3 separate regions of the Homo sapiens genome follow, and regions 1 and 2 are each linked to region 3. Evidence: read pairs that join two places in POLR2A ChIA-PET (ENCODE). Cell type or tissue: Caco-2. All regions are shown on one strand. Region 1 overlaps DPP9 (dipeptidyl peptidase 9). Region 2 overlaps TLE2 (TLE family member 2, transcriptional corepressor). Region 3 has its middle 14 kb from the start of TNFAIP8L1.

Region 1 (2,500 bases), 50 kb before region 3:
CCTGGCCCGGCCAGCCACCGTCCCCAGCACCCAAGCATGCAATTGCCTGTCCCCCCCGGCCAGCCTCCCCAACTTGATGTTTGTGTTTTGTTTGGGGGGATATTTTTCATAATTATTTAAAAGACAGGCCGGGCGCGGTGGCTCACGTCTGTAATCCCAGCACTTTGGGAGGCTGAGGCGGGCGGATCACCTGAGGTTGGGAGTTCAAGACCAGCCTGGCCAACATGGGGAAACCCCGTCTCTACTAAAAATACAAAAAATTAGCCGGGTGTGGTGGCGCGTGCCTATAATCCCAGCTACTCGGGAGGCTGAGGCAGGAGAATCGCTTGAACCCGGGAGGTGGAGGTTGCGGTGAGCCAAGATCGCACCATTGCACTCCAGCCTGGGCAACAAGAGCGAAACTCTGTCTCAAAATAAATAAAAAATAAAAGACAGAAAGCAAGGGGTGCCTAAATCTAGACTTGGGGTCCACACCGGGCAGCGGGGTTGCAACCCAGCACCTGGTAGGCTCCATTTCTTCCCAAGCCCGAGCAGAGGGTCATGCGGGCCCCACAGGAGAAGCGGCCAGGGCCCGCGGGGGGCACCACCTGTGGACAGCCCTCCTGTCCCCAAGCTTTCAGGCAGGCACTGAAACGCACCGAACTTCCACGCTCTGCTGGTCAGTGGCGGCTGTCCCCTCCCCAGCCCAGCCGCCCAGCCACATGTGTCTGCCTGACCCGTACACACCAGGGGTTCCGGGGTTGGGAGCTGAACCATCCCCACCTCAGGGTTATATTTCCCTCTCCCCTTCCCTCCCCGCCAAGAGCTCTGCCAGGGGCGGGCAAAAAAAAAAGTAAAAAGAAAAGAAAAAAAAAAAAAAGAAACAAACCACCTCTACATATTATGGAAAGAAAATATTTTTGTCGATTCTTATTCTTTTATAATTATGCGTGGAAGAAGTAGACACATTAAACGATTCCAGTTGGAAACATGTCACCTGCCTGAGGTTCCTTCTAAGTCCTGGGGCTCCTGAGTGGGAGGGGCTTCCGGGGGGCAACAGACAAGACATGGCAGAAGGGCACTGCCATCTGTGGGGACTCCTGGGGTGCTGGGGCTGCCTGGGCACCATGCCCTGATCAGACTGACCCACAGAGGATGGCCCCAGCCACCTGATGAGGGTAGTCCTGTCCTCGCTGGTCTAGGAAGGTCTACCGGTCTCCAGGGACTCAGCTCTGGCTGTCGTGTGTGGCCTGGACTGGCCCCCCGGGCTCCCCAGAGCCTCAGCACAACCCAAATTACAGCATCCTCCATGCTGGATCCTCCCCCAGCCAACACCTCCTTTTCTACCTGAGACTCTGCACCCTGAGGACCACGACAGGCCAAGGCCCTCCTCACATCGTCCCAGCAGCCAAGACACCCAGCAGACCCTGTTTGCAACGTGCGGGGCATGTGGGCTCCATTTCTAACAGCAGGGATGGACTGCCCTGCTTATCCACTTGCTCCATCCTTTGGAAATTTCCACTTTTTTTAAAAAAAAAAAAAGGGGGGGGGGGGCTTAAAAAAACATACGAGGCCGGGCGTGGTGGCTCACACCTGTAATCCCAGCACTTTTGGATGCCAAGATGGGTGGATTGCATCAGTCCAGGAGTTGGAGACCAGCCTGGGCAACATGGTGTGAAACCCTGGCTCTACAAAAACAAAAATTAGCTGGGTGTAGTGGCGCATGCCTGCAGTCCCAGCTACTCAGGAGGTTGAGGCTGGAGGATCACTTTAGTCTCGGGAGGTCGAGGCTGCAGTGAGCTGTGATCATGCCACTGCACTCCAGCCTGGGTGACAGAGTAAGACCCTAGTCTCCAAAACAACAACAACAACATCAAAAAGGAAGTATAAAAAAGAAAAAAATTCCAGTACAAAATGATATTTAGGGGACTCAGGCACAGTGGCCTCCACCTGTAATCGCAGCTAATCAGGAGGCCAAGGCGAGAGGTTGGCTTGAGCCCAGGCATTTGAGATCAGCCTCAAAAAAAAAAAGGCCATGTGTGGTGGCTCACGCCTGTAATCGCAATACTTTGGGAGGCTGAGGCCAGCAGATCACTTGAACCCAGGAGTTTGAGACCAGCCTGGGCGATATGGTGAAACCCCATCTCGACTAAAAATTGAAGAATTAGCCCAGCGCAATGGTGCACGCCTGTAGTCCCAGCTACTCAGGAGGCTGCAGTGGGAGGATCACTTGAGCCCTGGAGGAGGAGGAGGTTGCAGTGAGCTGAGGAGGTTTCTCCAGCCTGGGCAACAGAGTGAGACCCTGTCTCACACAGACACACACACACACAAAAAGGAGGCCAGGCACAGTGGCTCACACCTATAATGCCAGCACTTTGGGAGGCCAAGGTGGGTGAATCATTTGAGCACAGGAGTTTGAGACTAGCCACAGCAACATGGCATAAACCCCATCACTACAAAAAAATAATAATAATAATAGCTGGGTGAGTGTTGCATGCCTTGTAATCCCAGCTACTTGGGA
Region 2 (2,500 bases), 1.6 Mb after region 3:
TTAACTGGTCACAGGTGGCCGGGGCTCCTAGGACAGACCCTCTAGCTGGTCTGGAACACTCAAGGTTTCTTTGTGGGTCCTCGGTTGAACGAACATTTATTAAGTGCTTGTTTACCATGCGCCACACCACAACCTAGACTCCCTGTGTATTTGTGCCACCCACTGACTGTCCCATATCACCTTTGACCACATTGTCCTGCCTTTTTCCTAAATCAGAGGCCGAGCACCATGGCTCACTCCTGTAATCCCAGTGCTTTGGGAGGCCAAGGCGGGAGGATCACTTGAAACCAGGAGTTTGAGGCCAGCCTGGGCAACATAGCAAGACCTCATCTCTACAAAATAATAACAGAGAAAATTACTTTAAAAAATGCATCAGAGGCTGGGCCCGGTGGCTCATGCCTGTAATCCCAGCATTTTGGGAGGCCGAGGTGGGAGGATCATTTGAAGTCAGGAGTTTGAGACCAGCCTGAGCAACATGGTGAAAGCCCATCTCTACTAAAAATACAAAAAAATTAGCCAGGCGTGGTGGCCTGCACCTGTAATCCCAGCTCCTTGGGAGGCTGAGGCAGGAGAATCACTTGAACCCCGGAAGCAGAGTTTGCAGTGAGTCCAGATCACGCTACTGCCCTCCAGCCTGGGTGACAGAGCGAGACTCCATCTCAAAAAAGAAACAAACGCATCAGGCTGGGCATGGTGGCTCACGCCTGTAATTCTAGCACTTCGGGAGGCCGAGGCGGGCAGATCACTTGAGGTTAGGAGTTCAAAACCAGCCTGGCCAACATGGTGAAACCCTGTCTCTATTAAAAATACAAAAAACTTAGCCAGGCATGGTGGCGCATGCCTGTAATCCCAGCTACTCGGGAGGTTGAGGCAAGAGAATCGCTTGAACCCAGGAGGCAGAGGTTGCAGTGAGCTGAGATCGGGCCACTGCACTCCAGCCTGGGCGACACGGCGAGACTCCCTCTCAAAAAACAAAACAAAAAATAAAAAACACATCAGAGGGTGCCAGGCAGGACAAAGGCGTCTCCCTGCCCTCCCAGGTGCGGGTGCGGGGGCGTGGTGCCCAGGGCTGGGTCATGCCCCGGCTTTCTCTCCAGGGCCTACTCCTTCCACGTGTCTGCGGACGGGCAGATGCAGCCGGTTCCCTTCCCCTCGGATGCACTGGTAGGCGCGGGCATCCCGCGGCACGCCCGGCAGCTGCACACGCTGGCCCATGGCGAGGTGGTCTGCGCGGTCACCATCAGCGGCTCCACACAGCATGTGTACACGGGCGGCAAGGGCTGTGTGAAGGTGTGGGACGTGGGCCAGCCTGGGGCCAAGACGCCCGTGGCCCAGCTCGACTGCCTGGTGAGGGCGGGGTGGGACAGTGGGCGGGACTCACAGGTGAGGGGTGGGGCTTATGTTCCAATGGGGCGGTGTTCGCAGGCTGGCCGTGGGTGGGGCTACAGGTGAAGGGCGGGGCTTATAGGTGAGGGGCGGAGCTCGTAGTCGCATGGGACAAGGCTTGCAGGCCAAAGGGGTGGGGCTCTGGCCAATCTGAATTGGACTTGCAAGACAATCAGGACAGGGTTTGCAGGCCAACCATGGGTGGGGCTTATAGGTAAAGGATGGAGCTTATAGTCAGATGGGGCAGTGTTTGCAGGTCAAAGGGGCGGGGCTCACCAGCCAATCAGGGTAGGGCTTGCAGGCTAATCAGGATGAGGCTACATTGGGCTCCAGAGACCCCCACGTTGAGCTAGGCTCCTAGAGACCTCACCTGGGACCAACCCCCAGCCCCTGCTTCTCTCCCCGACCCCAGAACCGAGACAACTACATTCGTTCCTGCAAGTTGCTGCCGGATGGCCGGAGTCTGATCGTGGGCGGTGAGGCCAGCACCTTGTCCATTTGGGACCTGGCGGCGCCCACCCCCCGTATCAAGGCCGAGCTGACTTCCTCAGCCCCAGCCTGCTACGCCCTGGCCGTCAGCCCCGACGCCAAGGTTTGCTTCTCCTGCTGCAGCGATGGCAACATTGTGGTCTGGGACCTGCAGAATCAGACTATGGTCAGGTGGGTGGCAGGTGCGCTGGGACCTTGGGCAAGCCCCCGGCCGCTCTCGGTGCAGGGGGAGTGGAGGAGTGTGACCTGGGACGATGCTGGGGCAGCTCGAATTCCAGGATGGACGCCTGGGCCCTTCTCCCTCCAGGCAGTTCCAGGGCCACACGGACGGCGCCAGCTGCATTGATATTTCCGATTACGGCACTCGGCTCTGGACAGGGGGCCTGGACAACACGGTGCGCTGCTGGGACCTGCGGGAGGGCCGCCAGCTGCAGCAGCATGACTTCAGCTCCCAGGTGCTGTTCGGTTCTGGCAGGAGGGGGATGGAAGCTCTAGGAATACAGCATCCCTTCCTCTCCTTGTGAGGTGCCCACTTCCAGAGGCAGGACAGGACAGGACTCCCATCTGCTGTGGTGTCCATCTTTCTTGTCCCCCAGACACATCCACAGGCTTCCCCTGTAACTCT
Region 3 (2,500 bases):
AGTGCCAGCTACTCGGGAGGCTGAGGCAGGAGAATGGCGTGAACCCGGGAGGCGGAGCTTGCAGTGAGCCGAGATCGCACCACTGCACTCCATCCTGGGCGACAGATTGAGACTCCGTCTCAAAAAAAAAAAAAATGGAAGAAGGGGAGCTTCCACAGTTACCGGTTGTAGCTTAATCCTAGAAAGCACTTGGGCATTAAATAGTCAGGTAAACCACGCACACATCCAATGTTCCAGTGATTCCATTTCTAGTCATAGTTCTTAGAGAAATACTTTGCCAAGTGCATAAAGAGAGAGGAAAAGACTTTTCATAGTAGCACCTTTTGTAATATTAAAAACCAGGAATAGAGCGGGGTGCAGTGGTAGTCCCAGCTAGTTGGGAGGCCGAGGCAGGAGGATCACTTGAGGCCAGGAGTTCGAGGCTGTGGTGTGCCATGATTGTGTTTGTGAATAGCCACTGCACTCCAGCCTGGGCAGCATAGGAAGACTGCATCTCTAAAACCAAAACCAAAACCAGGAATTAACCTAAAAGTTCATTGACAGAGTGGGGCACAGTGCCTCACACCTGTAATCCCAGCACTTTGGGAGGCCGAGGCAGGTGGATCACTTGAGGTCAGGAGTTGGAGACCAGCCTGGCCAATGTGGAGGAACCCCACCTCTACTAAAAATACAAAAAAATTAGTCAGGAGTGGTGGCGTGTACCTGTAATCCCAGCTACTCAGGAGGCTGAGGCGGGAGAATCACTTGAACCCGGGAGTCGGAGGTCGCGGTGAGCCGAGATTGCACCATTGCACTCCAGCCTGGGCAACACGAATGAAACTCCATCTCAAAATAAATCCATAAATAAATAAAATAAATATTTAAAAAATTAATAAAATAAAATATTGAGTGAAAAGAGCAAATTGCAGGATGATATGTACCTTATGAGAATATTAAGATTTATTTTTAGTGTGCAAAATTACACTAGTCACGTTCATGGATGGGTGAGAGTTTATACACATAAGAATGTAGAAAAATGCGTGACTGGAGGAGGTCAAAGGCCACTGTACCTTGACTTCCAGTATTTCCATTCTTACTTACAAAACAAAACAGGCCTGAAGCAAACATGAGAAGGGTTAAGCACCGCTGGTCCTGTGTGGAGGAAACACAGGTGCTTGCTATATTTGTCTTTGCACTTGTCTTTCCTTTTTACTTTCCTCAAAATTAGAAAAAAAAAATGTTTATAACAAAGAAAGTTATGGAGGATTTAAATAGGTGGAGAGGAAGCAGGAGTGTGTTCCAGCAGAGGGACCAGCTTCAGCAAAGGCTTGGGGGCAGCAGTGAGCACGGCCTTTGGGAGATAAGAAAACCTATTGCAGAGGCTGGGCATGTTGGCTCATGCCTGTCATCCTAGCACTTTGGGAGGCCAAGGTGGGAGGAACGCCTGAGATCAGGAGTTCAAGACCAGCCTGGCCAACATGGTGAAACCCATCTCTACTTAAAATACAAAACTTAGCCAGGCGTGGTGGCATGCACCTGTAATCCCAGCTACTACTCAGGAGGCTGCGGCAGGAGAATCACTTGAGCCTGGGAGGCGGAGGTTGCAGTGAGCCGAAATCACACCACTGCACTGCAGCCTGGGCGACAGAGTGAGACGCTGCCTCAAAAAAAAAAAAAAAAAAAAAAAGGAAAAAACAAAACCTACAGCAATTGTTCTATGTCCTGAGGGCACACTTGAATCCTTTTCCCAGCCCCCAGCTCTAGACCGATTCATTCATAATCTCCAGTGGAGGGGAGGGATGGAAGGTGTTGGTTGGAATTTGAAACTCCCTGGGTGATTGTAAGCACCAGGGCAGGACTAGGAGCCATGAGATACACGGTCTAGTGCAGTAGCCACTTAAAACATGTTTGCTGAGTGGTGACTGAATAATGCAGGGAGAGTGAAAATGAAGGCTACAGGGACAGGCTGGCAGGGGCCAGCCTGTAGTTGGGACTTGGGAGGGGTTAGGCAGTCCAGATCCAGTTCCCTTAACTGTGCTTAACAAATTACAAATATTAGCCTAAGAGAATTCCGGGTGATAAAAAATGTTCTAAAGAAAATACAAGCGCTGGGTGCGGTGGCTCACGCCTGGAATCCCAGCACTTTGGGAGGCCGAAGTGGGTGGATCACCTGAGGTTGGGAGTTCGAGACCACCCTGACCCACACGGAGAAACCCCATCTCTGCTAAAAATACAAAATTAGCCAGGTGTGGTGGCACATGCCTGTAATCCCAGCTACTCGGGAGGCTGAGGCAGGAGAATGGCTTGAATCCGGGAGGCGGAGCTTGCAGTGAACCGGAGATCATGCCATTGCACTCCAGCCTGGGAAACAAAAGCGAAACTCCGTCTCAAAAAAAAAAAAAAAGAAAATACAAGCACCAGGTATGGTGGTGTGCTAGCTACGTTCCAGCTACGGGGGAAGCTGAGGCAAGAGGATTGCTTGAGTCCAGGAGTTCAAGGCTGTAGTGAGCTGTGATCATGC

The links. ChIA-PET counts read pairs that join two places held together with the same protein. Peaks named below come from ENCODE experiments on the same cell type or tissue, not always from the same donor. Only the 100,000 strongest peaks of a DNase experiment are listed, where the experiment ranks them.
Region 1: POLR2A ChIA-PET joins it to region 3 with 5 read pairs; 5 of 35 experiments call an interaction of 5 or more read pairs at or near these places.
Region 2: POLR2A ChIA-PET joins it to region 3 with 9 read pairs; 1 of 35 experiments calls an interaction of 5 or more read pairs at or near these places.

Annotation. Positions count from the first base shown.
Region 1 is chr19:4,673,699-4,676,198 of GRCh38, reverse strand. DPP9 (dipeptidyl peptidase 9) reads left to right here. Exons shown (of 22, transcript NM_139159.5): 22 at 1-972. Among named protein-coding and RNA genes, the nearest start is that of DPP9-AS1, 4.3 kb to the left of the region's middle. RefSeq lists an enhancer at 1-228. In Caco-2, no CTCF peak of the experiment used is centred here; no DNase peak of the experiment used is centred here.
Region 2 is chr19:3,005,267-3,007,766 of GRCh38, reverse strand. It overlaps TLE2 (TLE family member 2, transcriptional corepressor), which reads left to right. Exons shown (of 20, transcript NM_003260.5): 15 at 1,098-1,347; 16 at 1,799-2,046; 17 at 2,183-2,330. Among named protein-coding and RNA genes, the nearest start is that of TLE2, 23 kb to the left of the region's middle. RefSeq lists a silencer at 412-609 and an enhancer at 718-1,652. In Caco-2, no CTCF peak of the experiment used is centred here; a DNase peak (open chromatin) is centred at 1,496.
Region 3 is chr19:4,623,778-4,626,277 of GRCh38, reverse strand. No RefSeq gene overlaps it. Among named protein-coding and RNA genes, the nearest start is that of TNFAIP8L1, 14 kb to the left of the region's middle. In Caco-2, no CTCF peak of the experiment used is centred here; a DNase peak (open chromatin) is centred at 1,337.